2 separate regions of the Homo sapiens genome follow, and region 1 is linked to region 2. Evidence: read pairs that join two places in POLR2A ChIA-PET (ENCODE). Cell type or tissue: GM12878. All regions are shown on one strand. Region 1 overlaps ZNF45-AS1 (ZNF45 antisense RNA 1). Region 2 overlaps SMG9 (SMG9 nonsense mediated mRNA decay factor).

Evidence for each region. Peaks named below come from ENCODE experiments on the same cell type or tissue, not always from the same donor. Only the 100,000 strongest peaks of a DNase experiment are listed, where the experiment ranks them.
Region 1: POLR2A ChIA-PET joins it to region 2 with 6 read pairs; 2 of 35 experiments call an interaction of 5 or more read pairs at or near these places.

The regions. Positions count from the first base shown.
Region 1 is chr19:43,904,915-43,909,914 of GRCh38, reverse strand. All of the region lies in intron 1 of ZNF45-AS1 (ZNF45 antisense RNA 1), which reads right to left. Among named protein-coding and RNA genes, the nearest start is that of ZNF45-AS1, 5.5 kb to the right of the region's middle. In GM12878, no CTCF peak of the experiment used is centred here; no DNase peak of the experiment used is centred here.
Region 2 is chr19:43,742,931-43,747,930 of GRCh38, reverse strand. It overlaps SMG9 (SMG9 nonsense mediated mRNA decay factor), which reads left to right. Exons shown (of 14, transcript NM_019108.4): 4 at 34-298; 5 at 392-489; 6 at 3,047-3,159. Among named protein-coding and RNA genes, the nearest start is that of SMG9, 9.5 kb to the left of the region's middle. RefSeq lists a silencer at 18-147. In GM12878, a CTCF peak has its summit at 2,475 (motif pointing left); a DNase peak (open chromatin) is centred at 2,470; H3K4me3 peaks cover 403 bases; H3K27ac peaks cover 1,698 bases.

The DNA.
Region 1 (5,000 bases), 160 kb before region 2:
TTATCTACTGAACGATTCTGGAGAGCTTTCCTGTTTTTACTGACCTTCACACAGCCAGAGGTTCCCTTCAGAGGGCCACCTTGAGATGCCACTAGTTAGTCTAATGCAGTATTTTATCAACTACCATGACAGCTACAGAGCTTTATCTCATTAAGGGCTTCTAAATCTTGGGCTGTTTGGTACATATGGTCTGCCAGGAATTGTGACGTTGTTTGGCTGGCAGCTCTAAGAATGAAGTCTGCTACAGAACTGAAAAGATCTAGACTTATGCCTGTTATACCAAAGATTGTGATGAGGCCCAATTTATAATATACAAAAAGGTGGCCTGGTATCCCCTTTTATGGGAAGGGCATTCACCAGTGCATACGTGTGAGGCCCTTGTACTTTCAATGGCTTTATATAATATCAATCGTTGACAGAGGGCAGGAAAGGTGGGACTGTGAAGGAAAAATTCAGAGGAAGAACCTGATGAGGTTGAGGGTGCCTGGGGAAGTAAAGGAGCTGGAGGGTGACCAGAGAGGATGGCGACTGGTTAGTAGTATGGATATCACATACCTCCAAGAGTGTGGAAATCAGTTGTACGAGTGGTTACCCAGGTTGGGACGCCTGCTGGCAGGCCCAGCATTGTTGGAGTTTTATCTCTTGGATGACATGTTCTGTTACTGTTTCACATGTATTATCTGGCAAGTTGAAGAAAGTAGGATGTGGTGTCATGATGAAGGAATAGTGCAGAGTGAAGCATGGATTGTTGGACAATGGGACTGGCGCTGATGTGGTTGTGGAGGTCACTGTGGAGACCACAGAGGGGTAGTTATCATGTCCAGGTCCCAACTGTTAAGCATGAAGGGAAGTATAGTTTTAAAGGCTTTTGTGTAGGGGTCATTTCACCCAAAGGATGAAATTAAGTGGTGTGGCACCAATGGGTGTAAGTTGGCTAGTTTGTAGGGCATTGGCTTACACCAAAAGGGCATCACATGAGGAGCCAATAGAATGGGACAAGGACAAATCTAATCTGCAGTTCCTTGATGCAGAAGAGTAGGTCATTGGCAATGGTAGGTCCCTGTGTGCCGTCATTCATCAGAGTTTGGATATACCTAGATAAGTAAGGGCCTGCCAGTAAGCTTTAGCTTCTTGCAGAGTGTGATTACATTGTGCAGGACAGGAGAATACACAGCTGTAGACAGCTATATAGCAGGCAATGTGGGAGCTTCAGTTAAGTGTGAGGTTTTATGTTAATCTGGCTAGGTGTTGGGCTGTGTTTAATGTTTGATTTAGCTGAAGGTGTCAGAGGTTTCAGTTTTACCTTTCTGTAGTGTCCCTTCTTTTTCCTTCCCTGTTGTCTTTGAATTTCCCTAAGAACTTTAAAAATAGAATCTGTGTCTTGCAGCCTTCTCACTTTTATTATCCTGTTGTTATACAAGAATCCTATTGATATGGTGGTAAAGTGTGGGGAGAGGGGAAGTGTTCTACAATCATATGATTTAATCTGTCTTTTAGTGGGCCTGAGTCCCTGGCCTGTGATCTTCAGACGCAGTTCTTAGTCTTTCTGTTTTCCCCTTAGGTAAGACAGGAAGGCGAGTTGACATATTGCCTTTCTCCCCAGTTATATAAGTATCTGATAAAGTCATTTCCCTTGGATAGCAGTCCTTTGTTATGTGGAACACTCTCAGTGTATTTCAAAATAGTTACTTTTGTCCTCCTCCAAAACATGAGATTTTTCTTGTAAATTCACCATGAGAACCTAGTAGCATTACTGGACGTAAATTCCATGAAAGTGTGAGGCTCCCCCTAAGACTGCGTCCCTGGAAGATTTTTGAAGCTAGCCTCCAATGAATTCTCTAAATTACCAATTAAGCGCTCCTACCAATAGCATTGCTAATTACTTGTTATCAACTAATTGGTAACACTTAGTTACCAACACTTAGTTACCAATTAGCTGGTAATACTTAATTACACTGCTAGTAAATATTACCAATTAGCTGGTAATACTTAATTAGCAGTGTTATTGGTAACACTTAGTTACCAATATTCTTTCCCCGCCTAAATGGTCTTACCTTGGTCCTTCTGCTCCAAGTAAGCTGATCTCCGTTTGCTTGTCTCTCCAGATTTAAGGCTGGTGGTTTGCCTTGTGACCTCTATTATCTGACAGATCCAGAAAAAATTAATTTCTTTAGTTTTTTTTGTTGTTGTTGTTGTTGTGAGGATGGGAGTGATCATCCCAGAAATCTGACTGACTTCCAGAAATTGGATTATCCATTTTTTTTTTATTGTTGAGTTCTAAGAGTTTTTGTATTCTAGATACAAGTCCATTGTCATATGTATGATGGGCAAATATTGTCTCCCATTCAGTGGGTATCTTGTCACTTTCTTGATGGTATCATTTGCAGTAAAAAGTTTGAATTTTGATATACTCCTATTTATTGTTTTGCTTATGCTTTTGGTGTATCCAAAATATCATTGCCTATTCCAAGCTCATGAAGATTTGCCCCTGTGTTGTCTTTGAAGAGTTTTATAGTGTTAGCTCCTATAGGATTTAGGTCAGTGATGTGAGTTAATTTTTGTGTATGGTATAAAGTAGAATTCCAACTTCATTCTTTCTTTGCAGACAGATATCCAGTTGTCTTACCATAATTTGTTGAGAAGACTATTCTTTCCCCTACTAAATGGCCGTAGCACCCTTATTGAAAATGAATCGACAGTGTCAAGACTTACTTCTGGACTTTTAAATCTATTCCACTCATCTCTATGTCTACCCTTGTGCCAGTACCACACTGTAGTTTTCCAGTAACTTTTGAAATTGGGAAATGCGAGTCCTCCAACTTTGTTCTTCCTTTCTAAAGTTGTTTTGGTTATTTTGGGTCCCTTGTGTCTCCATATGAATTTAGGATCAGCTGGTCAATTTCTAGAGGCAGTGGGGTTGGGAGGGGGGAGCCAGCTAGGATATTGTTAAGGACTGCATTGAATCCATAGGTCAATTTGGGAGGTATTGGCATCTTAACAATATTAACTTTTCTTATCCATGAACCACAGATGTCTTTCCTTTTATTTAGGTCGTCTTTAATTTCTTTCAATGATGTTTTATAATTTTCAGTGTACAAACTTTCCTCTTCATTTGTTAACTTTATTCCTTAAGTATTTTCTTCAAATTCTGTTGTAAATGGAATTGTTTTCCTACTTTCATTTTTTGATTATTCATTGCTAGTGTGTAAGAACACAATTTTTTTGCATATTGATCTTCCTGTAACTTTGCTGAACTCATTTACTAGTCTTATTAGTTTTTTGTGATTTCCTTAGGACTTTATGTATATAAAATCATATCTGCAAATATAGCTTTACTTCTTCATTGTACTTCTTCATTTCCATATGGATGTCTCTTATTTCATTTATTTGCCTAGTTGCCCTGGCTAGAACCTCCAGCATGTATCAAATAGAAGTGGTGAGAGTTGGCTGGGCGTGGTGGCTCATGCCTGTAATTCCAGCACTTTGAGAGACTGAGGCAGGGAGATCACTTGAGGTCAGGAGTTCAAGACCAGCCTGGGCAACATGGTGAAACCCCATCTCTACTAAAAATACAAAAATTAGACGGGCGTGGTGGTAGGTGCCTTTAATTCCAGCTACTAGGAGGCTGAGGCAGGGGAATCCCTTGAACACGGAAGGCGGAGGTTGCCGTGAGCTGAGATCGCGCCACTGTACTCCAGCCTGGGCAACAGGGCAAGACTCCTGTCTCAAAAAAAAAAAAAAAAAAAAAAAGTGGTGAGAGTGCACATCTTTGTCTTGTCCCTGATCTTAGAAAGTACTCTGTCTTTCACCATTAAGTATGATATTGGCTGTGGGTGTTTTATAGGTGGTATGTTGAAGAAGTTCCCTTCCATTTCTAATTTGTTGAATGTGTTTTTTATCATGAACAGGTGTGCACATTTCATGGATTTCTCTCTTTTTTTTGTTTCCTTCTGCCTACTTTGGGTTTCAGATGTTCTTTTTTTCTTGTTTCTTAAGGTAAAAGCTTAGGTCACTATATTAGTCTGTTCTCACACTGCTATAAAGAAATCCCTAAGACTGAGTAATTTATAAAGAAAAGAGGTTTAGTTGCTCACAGTGCTGCAGGCTGTACAGGAAACACAGTGGCTTCTGCTTCTGGGGAGGTCTCAAGGAGCTTTTACTTATGGCACAAATCACATGGCTGGAGCAGGAGGAAGAGAGCAAGGGAGGAGGTGCCATGTACTTTCGAACAACCAGATCTCCTGAGAATTCACTCACTATACAGTACCAAAGGCGGATAGTGCTAAACCATTCATGAGAACTCCACACCCACGATCTATTCACCTCCCACCAGGCCCTACCGTCAACACTGGGGATTACAATTTGACATGAGATTTAGTGGGGACACAGATCCAAACCATATCAGTCACTGATGGACGAATACAGTGTTTATCTTAAGAAACAAGAGAAAAAGAAGAGCATCTGAAACCCAAACCATATCAGTCACTGAGACACTCTTCTCTTTTAATATAGGCATTTAATGCTATAAATTTTCCTTGAAGTCTTATTTTATCTACATCCTATATGTTTTGATATGTTGTTTTTATTTTTTATTTTATTTTATTTGACCTATAGACTCTGAAATGCTGGCCGGGTGTGGTGACTCACACCTGTAATCCCAGCACTCTGGGAGGCCCAGAAGGGCAGGTCACTAGGGAGTTGGAGACTAGCCTAGCTAACATGGCGAAACCCTGTCTCTACTAAAAATACAAAAATTAGCCTGGTGTACAGCTTACACCTGTAGTCCCAGCTACTTGGGAAGCTGAGGCAGGAAAATCGCTTGAACTCAGGAGGTGGAGGTTGCAGTGAGCTAAGACTGTGCCACTACACTCCAGCCTGGGTGACAGAGCAAGACTGTCTCAAAAAAAAAAAAAAAAAGTTATTTAGTTCCTGCTATCTTTTTGTTATTGATTCCTAATTTAATTCCATTGTGGAATAGAGAATGTATTTTATATAACTTG
Region 2 (5,000 bases):
CCCCCATTGATGGGATTTTTTTTACCTCCGTAGTCAAAACAGCCACCACCTCCAACAGCCCCTGCTGCCCCGCCTGCTCCAGCCCCTCTGGAGAAGCCCATCGTTCTCATGAAGCCACGGGAGGAGGGGAAGGGGCCTGTGGCCGTGACAGGTGCCTCTACCCCTGAGGGCACCGCCCCACCACCCCCTGCAGCCCCTGCGCCACCCAAGGGGGAGAAGGAGGGGCAGAGACCCACACAGCCTGTGTACCAGATCCAGAACCGGGGCATGGGCACTGCCGCACCAGCAGCCATGGACCGTGAGTTGGGGCTGGGCAGTACCAGGTTGGGAACTGGCGTCTCCTCACAGATCCTCACTGCATCCTCTGTCTCCTGCTTTCTCCAATCTCCAGCTGTCGTGGGTCAGGCCAAACTACTGCCCCCAGAGCGCATGAAGCACAGCATCAAGTTGGTGGATGACCAGATGAATTGGTGTGACAGTGCCATCGAGGTACCGAGGGGTCCTGCCCTGCCTGAGCTTCCGCACATCCTGCATCCTCTGATCTTCCACCTCTCTGTAGGCAACACCAGACTGGAGGGTTTTGAGGCAACTTACAGCAGTGAGAGGGGGTGGTATCAGAACATTCTCACCTAACCAGAGCGGAATTTCAACTAGCTCGGCTGTGCTTGCTAGTTGGTAAAATACAGAACTCCTTTGGTACCGATTGGTAAAGAAGTACTCTCACTACCACCCCAGGACCCCTGGGATCTCCCGTGCCATCCACAGCAGGGGAGTCTTTTGGACCCTGCTCCAGTACCCTTCTTATTTGGTTGAAACCCTTGCTGGTGGCTCATGCCTGTAATCCCAGCACTTTGGGAGGCCAAGGTAGGAGAATCACCTAAGCCCAGGAGTTCAAGACCAGCCTGGGCAACATAGGAATACTCCATTTCTACCAAAAATTTAAAAATTAGCCAGGCATGGTGGCAGGAGGCATCCAGGCCACTCAGGAGGCTGAGGTAAGAGGATCACTTGACTCCAGGAGGTCAAGGCTGCAGAGAGCTGTGATCATGACATTGCACTCCAACCTCAACAACAGAGTGAGACCCTGTCTCAGTAAAAAAAAAAAAAAAAAGAACAAGAAGCCCACGCTGTCTCAGTGTCAACTGTTTTGAATGTCACTCCCCCAAAGTGACCCCCATCCATCCCACCACCCCCTGCTCTAGTTCAGACCTCACATTCCTAGATCATCATACATAACACCAGTCTCCCAGATGTTGTGTCCCTTCTTCTGCTTTTTCTCCCCTAGACCTGTCACACCCCTGCTCAGATTGTCCCAGAGGTGTCACCTCTCCTACCCAGCAGCCTGGACTTATTAGCACAGCCTCAAGTCCATTTATTGCCTTGCCCCTGCCACTTCTGTGTCCACTCTCACATTGGAATTAACTGGGGAGCTTTAAAAAAACAAAAAACAGAACAACAACAAAAAACCAAACCCTACCCTTCAGCGCTATTAAGGAAAACTTTCTGCAGTGATGAAGATCATATATATTTGAACTATCCGTCCAGTATGGTAGCCGCTATCCCCAGATGTGGCTTTAGAGCACTTGAAATGTGGCTAGTACAACCAAACAGAATTTTTAATGTTGTTTAAGCTTACTAATTTAAATAGCCATGTATGATCAATGCCTACTGATTGAACAGGGCATCCATAGATATTCTGCTTTAATGTGTTAAAGCACGTTAAATCCTGATTGGGCCCAGGATTTGCTTTATTTATTTAGGAGACGGTCTCGCTCTGTTGCCTAGGCTGGAGTGCAGTGGCACCATCTCGGCTCACTGCAACCTCCACCTCCCGGGTTCAAGCAGTTCTCCAGCCTCAGCTTCCCAGGTAGCTGGGACCACAAGTGTGCGACATCACGCGCAGATAGTTGTTTTTTTTTTTGTTTTTTTGTGATGGAATTTCGCTCCTGTTGCCCAGGCTGGAGTGCAATGGCACGATCTCGGCTCACCGCAACCCCCGCCTCCCGGGTTCAAGCAATTCTCCTGCCTCAGCCTTCCGAGTAGCTGGGATTACAGGCATGTACCACCACACCCAACTAATTTTGTATTTTTAGTAGAGATGGGGTTTCTCCATGTTGGTCAGGCTGGTCTGTAACTCCCGACCTCAGGTGATCCGCCTGCCTCGGCCTCCCAAAGTGCTGGGATTAAAGGTGTGAGCCACTGCACCCAGCCGGGTTTTGTATTTTTGGTAGAGACGGAGTTTCACCATGTTGGCCAGGCTGGTCTTGAACTCCTGGCCTCAAGCGATCCTCCCACCTTGGCCTCCTAAAGTGCTGGGATTACAGGCGTGGGCCACAACACCTGGCCTATAGGATTCGCTTTTAAAAAACAAAACAAAACAAAATTTTAAGGTAATTCTAAGGAGCAGCAGCCACAGTTCAGAACGTAGCTGTTTTCCTTGAGGAGTGTCTCTTACACCCCCTGGTGGTGAAAGTCAGCAGAGCTGGTGGCCCAGAGTTGGTCTCAGTTAATTTCCAGAGGGGCTCTTAAATCCCACAGACAACAGCATATGAATGTAAAAAAAAACAAAAAAACACACACACAGACGAAAGCCTGGGTGGCTCCTGTTTGCACACCACTCCCTTTCATGTGCTTTCCCAGGTTTGCCAGGAATCTGTGCCAGTAGCCCTCAGTCGCCGAGTCCTATCTTCTCCAACCTGCCCTTCTGTTCCTGTGACTCTCACTTTCACTTCTCCAAGATCAGACTTCCCTTTTTCCCGCTGTGTTCAGCCACACTGACTTCCTTTTAGCTTCTTGACCATGCTAGGCTCTTTTCTACTTCAGAGTTCTCACAGACACTGTTGTTTGTGTCTAAAACATTTCACATAATCCTACCATGACACGGAACAGAGGCCCTATGCCTAGTTGAAGGGGTTGGGACTATAGGAGTTTCTCTTCATATATGATAAGGCAGGTGGGGGAGCCACAAGGGTCTCTGGAGTCCCCCCCTCATTCCAGCTCCAGCAGCTGACAGACTTGTCAGAGTCATTTATGTATTTTCCCACAGTACCTGTTGGATCAGACTGATGTGTTGGTGGTTGGTGTCCTGGGCCTCCAGGGGACAGGCAAGTCCATGGTCATGTCATTGTTGTCAGCCAACACTCCAGAGGAGGACCAGAGGTGAGGGGCTATCAGATAGGGTGCAGGAGGGAGGTGGGCACCCACTGGGAGCAGGGGCAAGGTGGGCTTGGGTGTTTCAAGTGGTGTTACCAAAGGACTTTGGAAAGTTGCTTTTCTTCTGTAGACCTCAGTGTCTTCATGAGATGAAGATGATAATGGGCTGGACTAAATCTGTGTAGCTCCAAGGCATCCAATCCTGTTCCTCCCTCCCTCCCTCCCTTCCTGCCTGGCCTCAGGAAATGGTACAGGTCCTAGACAAGAAGTGGGATGATGTAGTTGTTAAGGTTTTGGATTTGGGCCCACCTCAGGCTCAGCCCTGCAACATAACTGGTTGACCTTGGGCAGGTCACTTCATTTCCCGTATCCCCTGTCCAGGTAGATTTTTGGAGAATAAAATAAGATCAAGAAGGCAAAAGTTAATGAGCACCTGGCATAGAGCAAGTATCACAGAATGGTAGCTGATACGATCTGAGAAATAGAGTGGGGAAAGAGATCTGGAGACAGAGAGTGGTTTCTGTACCAGCCTCAGTCCTACTGTGTCACCTTGGGAAAATGGCTCTGCTTCTCCAGGCTGGGGAGGATCAGACATGAGGATTCTCTGGCCTGAACAACATTCTTGAGTAAGGATGGAATGTGATTATGAAGATAAAGCATAAGGGCACAGGAGCAGGTTTTGGGGAGGGGAGAACTTGAGAAACAGGTCCCGAAACTGGGGGCAGAGAAGGAAAGGGAAAAATGTAGGAATTTGGGAATGGGGGAGATACACATCTCATTAAGGGAGAATCAAAATGGGGAATGAGAATGGATAGTAGCCACTGGGGTGGTGAAGAACAGAGACATGTTGAAGTTACCTAAAAATACAGGGATCTGTTTTTTTGTAAAGCAGGTGATACTACCCTGGCCTCCATGGATGAGCGTCAGGAGTCCATTAATCCCTTAACAGTATATGCAGAATTTTATTTATTCATTTATTTTTGAGACAGTGTCCTGTTCTTTCACCCAGGCTCAAGTGCAATGGCACGATCATAGCCCACTGCATCCTCTACCTCCCAGGCTCAAGTGATCTTCCCACTTCAGCCTCCCAAGTAGCTGGGACTACAGGGGCATGCCACCACACCAGCTGGTTTTTAACTTTTTTGGTAGAGATGGCGTCTTCCTCTGTTGCCCAGGCTGGTCTCAAACTCTTGGGCTCAAGCAATCCTCCCGCTTTGGCCTCTCAAAGTGCTGGGATTACAGGTGTGAGCCACCACCGTTGGCCGTATGCAGAATTTTACACACATTTGCAGTCAGGCTTTTCTTCTAGGGAAAAGGTCCCTAGTTTGCACCAGATCTCAGAGTGGGCTGATGGAGATCTAGAAAAGGTGAAGACCACTGTTGGGCGAATACACATCCCATAAAGCTGGAGCTGTGAGGTTCCTCTGCCTCTCTCCCTCCTCTTCTCTGCTCACTCATGACTCAGTTTGGTTCCATTTTGGAATAGTTCCAGGTCTTAGATAACATTCTTTCCATTTCAGCTTTTCACCCCAACTAGCAAATTTTCCCCATGGGTCTCAGTTCAGATTCCTGAGGTAGGGAGAATCCTGTCACCCAGCTTGTCTTTTTGAGCCACGTCAGCCTGTGGTGTGGTAGACTTCAGTATCAACTCTTTTCATCAGGTCTAGGTTTTGCCTCCTAATTCTCTCTCTCTCTTTTTTTTTTTGAGACAGTCTCGCTCTGTCACCCAGGCTGGAGGGCGGTGGCACAATTTCAGCTTAACACAATCTCCATCTCCTGGGTTCAACCGATTCTTGTGCCTCAGCCTCCCGAGTAGCTGGGACTACCATGCCCAGCTTATTTTTATA